Regions from separate parts of the Homo sapiens genome. Here all the other regions are linked to region 2. A link is a contact called in ENCODE Hi-C or POLR2A ChIA-PET data. All regions are on one chromosome and are shown on one strand. The core of a region is the stretch at or near the end of the contact, and the rest is flanking DNA. Distances in the headings are between cores, read along the strand shown.

Region 1 (4,141 bases), core at 247-2,746, 54 kb before region 2:
TCAAGGCAAGTTACACTAAATCTTAAGGCTCAGGAACAATCCTCTTTGGCTCAATGTACTGCCTTCTGAACCCACTGGGCTCTACCTTACCTTCTGGACCCAATGGAAAATTGCTCCTGCCTCTCAGACCCACTGGGGCAATGGTCCCACCCCTGAATGTATGCCAGGTGGTTCCAACCCCAAGCTACTAGGTGGCATTGCTCCCAAGGCTCCAGGTGATGCGGCCTGGCCAGTGAAACTGTGGTAGTGGCCCTAGCCTTTGAAAATGAGGTAGAGGCAGTTTTGACCCATGATCCCATGGTGGAAGTGGTAGCCCTGATAATCTCTGGCTCACCTTCAGGTCATTCTTCCCTTTTCTTGCAGGATGAAGCATGTTCACAACCAAACAGCTCTACTGTTTAACACTGTCCCCTTTGGTCCATACTGACAGTGTCTCTGCCAGTATAATCTCATCTCTATCCCTGGCTTCTGCTGAGATGGCTCATTAACATCATGGATAACCTCTTTATGGAGCGATTGTCCAACCACATCTTTGTTGTTCTCTCCAGAATGTTTCCTCATTTTTCATAACATACAAATGCTGAGAAATTTCCAAATTTTTAAGTTCTGGTTTCCTTTTGCTTACCACTTCTTTCAATTTATCTTTCTTCTCTCACATTTTACTGTAAACACTAAGTAGAAACTAAGCTGCTCTTTCAACACTTTGTTTAGAAAATTCCTCAGCTAAATATCCAACTTAGTTGCTTGCAACTAAGTTGCATTCCACTAGAACACAATTCAGCGAAGTTCTTTGTCACTTTATAAGAGGAATCATCTTTCCTCCAATTTCCAATAACTTGTTCCCCATTTCTGTCTGAGACCACCAGAATGGCACCAGAATGGTATAGGTATTGTCCATACCTATACCAACATTCTGTTCATGATTATTCACTTATTTTCTAAGAAGATGGAGGCTTTCTCTTCAATTCTCTTCTTACCTTTCTGAGCCCTCACCAGAATCATCGTTAACATCCATATTTCTATCAACAGTCCCTTCACAGTAATCTAATGTTTTACTAGCATGGTCCTCAAAACTCCTTCAACCACCCCATCTCCACCAAAATCTATATTAGTCAGAGTTTTCCAGAGTAACAGATCCTGTGTGTGTGTGTGTATGTATGTGTGTGTGTGTATGTGTATGATTTCTTATAAGAAATTGACTCACATGATTATAGTGGCTGACAAGTCCCAAGATCTTCAGCTGACAAGCTGGAGACCCAAGACAGCTGATGGTATAGTTCTATTATAGTCCAAAGGCCAGTAAGTTCATGACGCAGGAAGAACCAATGATTCAATTTTAATCTGAAGGCAGGAAGAAAGCTGTTATCCCAGCTGAAGCAGTCAGGCAAGAGGAATTCCCTCTTCCTTGTAAAAGGGTCAGCCTTCTTTCTATTCAGGCTTTCAACTGATTGCATGGGGTCCACCCACACTGAATAAAGCAATCTGCTTTACTCAGTCTACTGTTAGTTTACTAAGTCAAATGGTAATCTCATCAAAAAGCACACTCAGAGACACACTCAGAATAATGTTTGAGCAAATATCCAGGCACCCTGTGGCCCAGTCAGGTTGACTCATATAATTGACAATCACAAGGGACATAAAAGAGGAAATGAATAAATGGAGAGACATATCATGTTCACATATTAGAGAACTCATTATGATACATTTGTTGACTTTTCCCTCAGAAGAATATGAAAAAGTAAGCTATGTTTAATCAAAATCTCAAAAAGCGTTTCTACAAAACTTGACAAGTTCATCTTAAAATTAATATTAAAGAACTATGGACAAGTATATTTGACATGACTAAGAAGAAAGCCAAATAGAGGATTTGACCTGTTAGGAAGTGAGACTTATAGTACAGCTAGAGTAACTAAGGTTGTGTGGCACTTAATTACAGGGAGATTCAGTGGATAGTAAAAGAAACAAACCTATGTGTATGTGAAATTTTGAAAACTGACAAGATGCACTGCAGTTAATGAGATTACTTAATACCGAAAAAAACTAGAATTAGAGATGTACTTCATATTAGCATTAGAGGTCTATTATCATTACAGACAAATTTCAGGGATTAAATAACTAAATGCATAAAGGAAATGTTTAAAATTTTCAAAATAGTAGAAGAATATCTTTATAATCTCAGACTACAGAAGTACTTCTTAGACAAGAAATATGTATATATGAAAAAGTATAAACCATGAGTAAAATCATTCATAAATATTAACTTGCACAAACAAAAAAGACCTCACAAACAAAGTGCAAATAAAAACCACAGCAAGGGAGATTTTGCAATACAGATAATTGACGAAGGATTTATCCAGACTATATAAAGAATTACAAATCAATACAGAAAAGACAATTCAATTGAAAAGTTAGTGAACACAATGAGCAGCAATTTAGTGAAGAGGACACTTGAATATGAAAATATGGTCACCCTCACTAGAAAGCAGAAAATTACTCAATAAAACCATAAAAAGATACCATCCACTTCATAAGCATTAGATTGAAAAAGTATTTAAAATCTTCAATAGCAGGTGTTAGTAAGAATATAGAATAGTGAGCCTTTAAACACTGCTTACACATTTCTAGAATAAATTTAATTTGGTGTAACATGCTCTTAAAAGCCAAATATGCTCATAACTCTGACCTCACAATTTTACTTTGCTGTACACACTCTGGAGAAACTCTGTTATACATGCACAAAGAAACCTATACAAAATGTTTCCTGCAGTGCTGTTTTCAGTAGCAAAATGTGAGAAATAAACTAAATGTCCATCAACAGGTAAAGGATAAACATAGCATATTATTCAGCTACAATGGAGTATTGTAGTTGAATATTAGCATATCTATGTATTAACATGAATAAATATAATAAATAGTAGTTGAACAAGGATATTGCTAAATGGTACTCCAGTTTTGTGGCACTTATATAAATTTTGAAAAATACACAACAATATATAATTTAAATGGATCCACATATATGCAGTAAAGCATAAAAATATGCATGGAAATGATAAACACACAATTTACAATAGTAATTCCCCCTGAGGATGAAGAAGGTCACAATTGTATCTGTAATATTCTATTTCTTTAAAAAAAAAAAACCTTAAAATGAACGTGGCACAATAATAGGTTTTGATTAAGCTAGGTGGTAGATTCTTGTGCATATAATACGTTATTGTGTACTCTTCTTTGTATCTTATTCTAGGTATACAGCATGTGGTTACAAGTGCAAGTTCTAGAGCTAGACTGCCTGGTTGAGAATGCTGGCTCTTGCACTTCATAGCTGTGTGACTTTAGGCAAGTTACTTAAGATTACTGTTCTTCAGTTTCTTCACCTGCAAAGCAAGGACTATACAGAGTAATACACCTACTTCAGAGCACCACTGTGAACATTAAATGATTGCTATATAAAGATCACATAGCTTTCATATAGCAAGCTCTCCATAAACATTAGCTATAATTATAAGATTTAAACTATATTGGAAATGTTAACTAAGAAACACAAGCTGAAGCATGGTAAATACAATCTGATTCTATTTGTGAAAACTTCATTATAAAAATATACCCCTAAGATAAATATAGGAAAACATAAACTATGAGGTTATACACCTTTTAGTACATGGGTTATGTCTGGAGAGGGAGAGAATGAGTTCTAGAAGGCAGGCAACCAGCACTTCAGCTATAGGAGACACATACAAAACCCCTTCTACTGACAGGTGCTATTTAAATGCTTTATATATGTTAATTAATTTAACTCTCATAGCAACCTTGAAGCACAGGGAGACTTACTCAAGGTTCCTCATGAGTAAAGATTTTGCAATGCAGATAACTGGCAATAGATTTAATACTCAGAATATATAAAGAATTGCAAATCAGGATTTGAACTCAACCGGTTGGCCTCCAGAGACTGGGCTCTGACTCTCTAGGTGCCTCCTAAATAAGTAAATGCTTCATTTAGAAAAACATATGATAACTACCACCCATATGATCAACACAGGATTGGAAATCAGAACTTACGAAGAGCTGTGACATATTTATGATAAATAACCCAACTGAAAAAATTGGCAAAGGAAATGCACAGAAAATGCAGTGATGAAGAAAC
Region 2 (3,935 bases), core at 305-2,804:
ACCCTCTATCTCCACAGCTTGCAATCATGCCTGACTCTCCTGCCATCTCCTTCACAACAAACCATTCTCTGCCCTCATTCAGAAGCACTAATGGCAAATCCCCACTCCATGAACCTCCAGACCTATATATCTGCCTCTGTCCTCTGGAAAAATGTGTATGTCAGTATTTGATCAAGGATATGTTTTACACATATACTTAGTATTGAGTTCTAGACTAGTTTTAATCCCATATCTCCCATTGATGATGATGTTGATGACGGTTAACATTTATTGGACATTTATGTACTTGTAGCTGGCATTGTGCTGTGCATTGCACACATGGTAGCATGTCTAATCCTCCTAATGACTCTATGAGGTAGATCACTCTATTTTTACAAATGTAATATCTGAGGTTTATGAAGATTAACTTAATAAAATTCACACAAGATGTGAAGGTGCTGGGGCTCAAACCAAGGTGAGCTATCTCCAGAATCTGTGTTCTTCCCATCAGGTTATGATGTAATTTCAAATTTTGGAGTATTTTGGTTTGGGTTTTTTTTTTTCTTGTTTGTTTAAGAGCTCGAAAAACTTAGAAACTGCCTATTCAACAATCCATTCTAGAGATGAGGAAATTGAGGGCTGGGGAACCGCCTTTTCCAAAGTCATGTGAGAGCCAGTGGTTAAGCCTGGGCTACAACCCAATCACTTAATTTCCATAAAATACTTTTATACCAGGAAACCTCTCTAGATGTAATCCTTGGCTGCATTCTGGAATAAGGAGAAAGAAGGGTAGGGAAGCCTCATTAACTCCCTTGGGCTGAGCAGGCTCTTCCAATGAAAGTCAAGAAGGAACAAGGCAGACTGCCTCTGCTTTGATTCACAACTTAACCAGTATCCAGCATTTAGAAAACAGGCCGGTGTTCCTACAGGAGGATTGGCTGATACACACCACACTCTGACATTTACAGAGAAGCTGAATAGGGTTGTAGTTAGGAGCTGCACTCTTGAGTTGTAGCAACCTGAGTATAAATTCCTACCCTATGCACTCTTATGAGGTCTGCCATTTTGGATAACCTTTCTCATCCTCAGTTTCCTCATCTGTAAAATGGGCATAATAAGAGCACCTATCTCAAAAACTTCTTATAAAGTTTCAAAGATCATGTACTCAGATCCTACCTAGTCCATAGTAAGGGCTCATACGATTTTATCTATCTATCATTAATATAATTGCTACTCTCTTCTCCACTGGCCTGTCTCTGCATGACCTATGCCAATAACACGGCAAGACAAAGCTGCAGAAAGTAACAAATGTTTCAAATCTATCTGTCAGGAACTTGGCCTTTGACTCTAATTCTCAGATTGCACGGTGACAATTAAATACCTTTCCCCCATGGCTATAGAGAAGCACAATTACTTTATATTTTTCACTCTGGTAACCAGGCAACTGACAGTCTTTTCACACAATGAAACTGCTCAAAACACCTCACTCTGATTCATTTGAGCATGCGGCAGGTTGGGCAGCTGAGTCATCTGTACTTCCTGAGAGGTACAATTAGGGACCATGGTTTTGAGAAGAGCCATTAATCGTTCCCCAGGTATTAGCTGAGCTGAGAACAGATACAGAGTCACCAGTGCAGATGAACTCTATGCTGACTCAGGTCCAGGATCCGAGATTTCAGGAGGTCAGGTGTTGTTGAGAATAGTGACTGAACTAGACTTCAAAAGGCCAGCTCTGGGCTCGACTCTGCCCCTAAGATCCGTGTGATCTTAGATGCATCGTTTAATGGCCTGGATCTCTGCTTCCTCAGCTGTAAAATGAGGGTATTAGAGCAGAGAGCCCCTCAATGGGCCCTTAGCACTGAAGGTCTTTGATTACCTAAGAAAGGCTAGTTGTATGAGAAAAATTTATTATATGATGCCCTTCAGATTTAAAAGAGAATTTTGATGAATCTATCATAAAGAAAGCTGTGAGTTTTAGCTAGTGAGCTGGGGCTTCCAAGCAAGTTTCTCACGAGGTTAAGGAAGTTAGATCTTCCCATTCAGCATATCGCTTTCTCTTCCAAGGGTGAGTTCTACTTCCCTGGACCACCAGCCCAGCAAAACTGACCATCTCATGCTCACTGAGAGCTCAGTAAAAATGTTTGGTCCAGTCACGGTGGCTCACATCTGTAATCCCAGTACTTTGGGAGGCTGAGTTGGGTGGATCACTTGAGGTCAGGAGTTCGAGACCAGCCTGGCTAACATGGTGAAACCCCGTCTCTACTAAAAATATAAAATTAGCCGGGCACGGTGGACAGCTAATTGTACCCTCTGGATTTTTTTTTCTTCCATGGAAGTCAGTTTGAAGAGCAACATGAAGAGCAAAGGGAGCATTAGGCAAGGCACGGGCATTTCAAGTACATTCAAATGACAAAGTGTATTTGGGAAGCATCTACAGCACAGAGGGTAAGCATTTGTGGGAGATGATTTTTGGGAGCTGCCACAGGGGCCCAGACAGGCTGCCCTCCCACTTTCCCTTTCAGACAGGCTGCCCTCCCACTTTCCATTTCTGTTTTCTCTCCTTTGCTTCACATCTCACTCCAGATGCCCTCTCTTTTCTAAGATGCTCTTGTAATAATCCCTGTCCCTGCTACATTCCCCATCGAGATGAACTCTTGTAAGAATCATTGTATATTTGGATTGTTAACAATGGTGCTATGGTTTGGATATAGTGTGTTTGTCTCACCAAAACTCATGTTGAAATTTGATCCCCAGTGTGATGGCATTGAGAACTGGGCTTAGTGAAAAGTGTTTGGGTCATAGGACAGACCCCTCATGAATGGTTTGGTGCTATTCTCGAGGTAGTGAGTGAGTTCTCTCTTTTGCAAGACTGCATTAGTTCTCATGGGAACAGATTAGTTCCTAAGAGAGTGGGTTGTTACAGAGCCAGGACACCCCTCAATATTTCCACCCTTGACATGTGTCCACTTCCCCGTCGACCTTCTCTGAGATGATGTGATGCAGCAAGAAAGGCCTTGCCAAAAGTCAGGGCCACGCTCTTGAACTTCCCTGCCTGCAAGATTATGAGCTACATAAACCTCTTTATAAGTTACCCAGCTTGAGGTGTTCTTAATACCAACACAGAAATGGACTAAGACAGATGGGTTCCTTTACCAGATAAAATAGCATTCACTTATTGTATTTATTTAGTGTGATGGGGCAAACAGATCTCAAAATAAATGAACAGAGGGGGTGTCCCTCCTGCCCTTTGCCCACCAATCCCACCCTCTCACATTCTTGTCCAGAGAGCACCACGGCCGTCTGGGATTGGAAGGTTGCTCACCATCGTGTGGGTTGGGTGTCTGCTTCTATTCTCCAACTGACCTTACAAATTCCTGCATTTACTCGCCACAATGTTCCCATTTCTTATCAATGCAATGGAGGCTTGAGCAATTATCCATTAAATATTTCAAGAGAAGTTCTTTTTCTTTGTGTTAGGAAAATTCACAGGCTTATGTTTTCATTTTGTTTTATTCAACTTGATTTTGGGGTATTTCATAAAAATATGTAATATGCAGGTAATAATATAAAATTAAATAAACAGGCAAAATAATGATGATGCTGATGATGATGATGAAAAGTAGCTGGAGGCAAAACTTAGTCCTCTAAATGCATGAAAGGTACCTTTGAAGTTGCAAAATACAGACTATGTTAGTTGTTGAGCTTCCTGGTAGCCAGAACAAAAAAGAGACACTAATTAGCTAAAATACTTGTAGTGGTCATAAGTAAAAAACAAATTAGGGTAAGTTTTCCTTAACACTATAGCACAAGGGGCCCAATGAGCTGGCAAAGTTCATCGCTTTTGGACAGGAGAGAGTAATCCAAGAACAAAGGAGGAATTGAACACTCTCTAAGTCTGAATCAGCAGCCAGGTAATTGTACCCTCTAGTTTTTTTTCTTTTTTCTTTATTTTTCTT
Region 3 (3,929 bases), core at 1,231-3,730, 48 kb after region 2:
CTCTCTCTCTCTCTCTCTCTCTCTCTCCCTCTCTCCCTCTCTCCCTCTCTCCCTCTCTCTCTCTCCCCTCCCTCTTACCGTTCCAGGGAGTATGGACACATGCCCTGTGGGATGCTTGATAAAATTCAGATCATCCTGGTTCCCACATGAGGTGCAAGCAAGTCTATCATAGAAATGCCTTACCTAATTTTCCACCTGTTTCCAGCCTCTTTTTTTTTTAAATAATTTTTCCTAATTATCTAGCCTTGTGGTTTAACTGTAGTGGTACCCATTTGAGCCCTTCACTTGGGAAGACACTGACCTCAATTACAAACCACTGAGATTGACATGGAAATCCCTCCTGGGAGTCCCAGCAGGATCAAAGATGGGGCTGGAGGAAGAACAAACTTTGATAATGCCCACTAAGACTTCTCTTTTTTTGGCTCTCAGCCTTGAGAATAAATCATCTTGCTACACGTTCACACATTCTCTCTCTCCTCTCTCTTCTCTCTCTCTCTCTCTCTCCTCCCTCTTACTGTCCCAGGGAGTATGGACACATGTCCTGTGGGATGCTTGATAAAATTCAGATCATCCTGGTTCCCATATGAGGTGCAAGCAAGTCTATCATAGAAACGCCTGTTTCCAGCCCTGTTTTTTAGATAATTTTTCCTAATTATCTAGCCTTGTGGTTTAACTGTAGTGGTACCCATTTGAGCCCTTCGCTTGAGAAGACGCTGACCTCAATGCAAAGCACTGAGACTGACATGGAAATCCCTCCTGGGAGTCCCAGCAGGATCGAAGATGGGGCTGGAGGAAGAACAAACTTTGATAATGCCCACTAAGACTTCTCTTTTTTTGGCTCTCAGCCTTAAGAATAAATCATCTTGCTACACATTCACACATTCTCTTTCTTCCTCTCTCTCTCTCTCTCTCTCCTCCCTCTTACTGTTTCAGGGAGTATGGACATATGCCCTGTGGGAGTATGGACATATGCCCTATGTGGCATAGATTTTTAGGATTATATATCAGAAATCAGAAGTTGGTGAATCTCAAGTAGCCTTGAGCCCACAGAAGTATTCTTTTTAGCCCAGTGGGTTTTTTAAACTAGCTTTTAAAAACTTGAATTAGTTGCAAATATTAAAATTTAGGAGTTTTTACCCAGAAATCCTAATTTTAAGTTTCTCTTGAAAAAGTCCAAGATCTATCCATGGTAACAGATGGCAGAAGCAGGTGACCCACTGCTCCCAAATGACCCACTTCAGTCATTTATTTTACTTGCTTATCTATCAATGACATTTGAATATTTTGCCCAAAATTTAATCCAGCTCTCCCATTTCACAGATGGTAAAATTGAGACCAGAAGGGATGAGTGACATTCCTGGGTCACACACACATTCCTAGGTGACATTCCTGTCTGCCAGGCAGTGGCAGAAATGACTAGAACACAGGTTCTCCTGCTCTGTTTCCTCAGTCATCTTCACCATTTACACATGAACTTGCACTTCTAAATGCAGTGCCCATTTCACCTCAGGTGCACGCACAGTCAGTTCAGTGGTTACCATTGTCCAACACACGTTTCTCCTCCATGAAGGGCCTCAGAGCAGTGCTTTCCAAATTCTCAACATCCACTGACCATAACAAGCATTGGCACGTACACCACTGGTCTTACATAAATCGTCTTTAAAAGTTCATCCAAAAAATTTAAATAAGAAAATTTAAATAAGAAAAAAATTTAATAAGAAAACATTATAAATGACAATAGTAATTGTTTCACAGCAATGGGATAATTTGCAACTGTTCACAAGTATATCTGGTTCCAAGACAGAGAGCTTGGATTATATTCATTCGATATCTTTTCTTAATTTTTATTTGTATTCTATTAGTAAGTCCAAACAAAATTATAGGCCATTTGAAACATGAGCCAGTGTTGGCTGGCTTTGTCTGAGTTCTGGATATTCAGATGAAACATGTATCCTGAATTTGTGGGGAGATAAAAGAATCTTGTTGAAGAAATCTTTGCTTCAGTAGATGCTACATCAACAGCATCTTCAGTGCCCTTCAAGTGCTAAAGCTTGAGCAGTTGTACACCGTGACTGCTCCAGCACTCTTTTCCGCACTGGGCTCTGTCAAGTATTTCTTCCTGGTCAGTTGCAGTATTTGTACAGTCAAAAATTTCTTACTTCAACTATTAAAGAAAACCAGTGACTACTGGGAAAGAATCAAATATTTAGCAATCAAATTGTATGTACCAGCTTGGTCTCTTTAAGAAGTTCTGAAAGTCTATCTTCCACTTTAAAAGTTATCATAGTTTGGCCCCAAAGTGGTAGCTTTTGGCTATTTAAAACATTGAATGTATCTGTATTAGTCTGTTCTCACTGTGCTAATAAAGACATACCTGAGATTGCTGAGGTTTAATTGACTCACAGTCACACATGGCTGGGGAGGCCTCACAATCATGGTCGAAGGTGAATGAGAAGCAAAGTCACATCTTATGTGGCAGCAGGCCAGAGAGCCTGTGCAGGGGAACTCCTGTTTATAAAACCATCAGATCTCGTGAGACTTACTCATTACCACAAGAACAGTATGGGGGAAACCGCCCCCATGATTCAATTATCTCCACCTGGCTCTGCCTTTGACACATGGGGATTATTATAACTCAAGATGAGATCTGGGTGAGGACACAGCCAAACTGTATCAACATCCCTGAGATATGTGACCTGAACAATTTGCTCAAAATCATAGGAACCTTTTCCAGATGCTGTGGATACCATGAAGAAACATTTCATTTCATCCCCATTACAGAACATCTTTCCTTCAATAACCAGACACATCCTTGTGGAAGAACAGTTTTGTACTTGCAGCTTATTGCTTCTTAAAAATCCTCTGAAAAGAAGTACACTTATTGTTATAATGTTGCTGAATTAATAATTTCCACTATTTCCTTAGTGCTGAATTACAATTGGAGGCATACTGGGGACTTCCAACTGTGCTCTGTAAGTGAGGCTGCATGCCGCCTGGCCTTCAGGAGCAAAGGCTTTTATTCAAATAGCAGTGCCCTTTCTGCTTGTACATTTCACTGGTGCTCCATCAATATTGATTTTGAATCACCTTTTCTGGTTGACGTCAGGGCTCACAACATGATCACTAACCGAATGAAAATTCTCTTCTCCTTGTATGGATTTTCAATTATGAACAGAACAACAAAAATCCACCAAGCCTTAGCCTCTCATATATGCTCACAGGTATACTAATTCACACTTTGCACACCAGTGGTTTCATCCAAGTGCAAAACAAAATACCTCCTAGGATGCACAACCAATAGCAATTGTTCTTCCAATTATATGCTACAGATATCATGCAGGTTCCATCGGTGTCATTTAACTAAGGAATGTTGCCATGGTCCCTTCCGTCCCCTCTACAATCGTAAGAGCATCGTTTATCATTAACTTTGCAGCTGGTTTTACAAGCTTCTTGGCAATAGACTTGTACCAGTTTCTGCAACAAGCAGGGCACTTTAAATTCTTCTATAGCTTTTTGTTTCTCCTCTGCTGTTAGCAACAAAATCCAACCCTTTCATACCAGAAACATTTATCCTGTGTTCCTCTAGAAATACCTGGTTTACTAGAAGTCAGTGTGCTTTCTATGAAACTGACCAAAACAGGCTTTGGATGTCTGCCTCAGCCAATGGGTAAAAACACAGTCAATCCAGAGGTACCGGAACTCCCGAGCTGCACCTTCGATGGATATGAGCTGCAGTTGTCACACCCTCTACTAGATGTAGAAGCTTTGACCCAGAAACTAAAACTAAACTGAAAACTAAAATGACTAGAAAATATTGAGAATTGTATGCATATACAAGCACTACACATCAAAACTTGGAATACAATTAAACTGGTACTGACAGCCTTATATACATATATATATTAAACCATAAAATTTAGAAATAAATG

What was found. Hi-C counts contacts between places; a loop is a spot of excess contacts on that map. ChIA-PET counts read pairs that join two places held with the same protein, here RNA polymerase II (POLR2A). Pooled maps may share reads with other maps.
Region 1: a map of PC-3 shows a loop between it and region 2 (5-fold over the local background). The contact joins two enhancer-like sites. A Hi-C loop is called at or near these places in 2 of 168 maps with a recorded cell type or tissue (PC-3 and transverse colon), 1 of 37 single-sample maps with no recorded cell type and 1 of 50 pooled maps.
Region 3: a pooled map shows a loop between it and region 2 (2.1-fold over the local background). The contact joins two enhancer-like sites. A Hi-C loop is called at or near these places in 1 of 50 pooled maps. POLR2A ChIA-PET finds 5 or more read pairs at or near these places in 2 of 52 experiments (H1 and OCI-LY7).

What each region holds. Positions count from the first base shown.
Region 1 is chr1:234,044,711-234,048,851 of GRCh38, reverse strand. The region is part of intron 2 of SLC35F3 (solute carrier family 35 member F3); the gene reads right to left. Among named protein-coding and RNA genes, the nearest start is that of SLC35F3, 140 kb to the right of the region's middle. Within about 2 kb of position 1,496, at least 2 of the 41 ENCODE cell types and tissues checked have a DNase peak (open chromatin) inside an H3K27ac peak, as active enhancers do; they include PC-3, where a contact is called at or near this core.
Region 2 is chr1:233,991,455-233,995,389 of GRCh38, reverse strand. All of the region lies in intron 2 of SLC35F3 (solute carrier family 35 member F3), which reads right to left. Among named protein-coding and RNA genes, the nearest start is that of SLC35F3, 89 kb to the right of the region's middle. Within about 2 kb of position 1,554, at least 4 of the 41 ENCODE cell types and tissues checked have a DNase peak (open chromatin) inside an H3K27ac peak, as active enhancers do; they include PC-3, where a contact is called at or near this core.
Region 3 is chr1:233,944,327-233,948,255 of GRCh38, reverse strand. The region is part of intron 2 of SLC35F3 (solute carrier family 35 member F3); the gene reads right to left. Among named protein-coding and RNA genes, the nearest start is that of SLC35F3, 42 kb to the right of the region's middle. Within about 2 kb of position 2,480, at least 2 of the 41 ENCODE cell types and tissues checked have a DNase peak (open chromatin) inside an H3K27ac peak, as active enhancers do.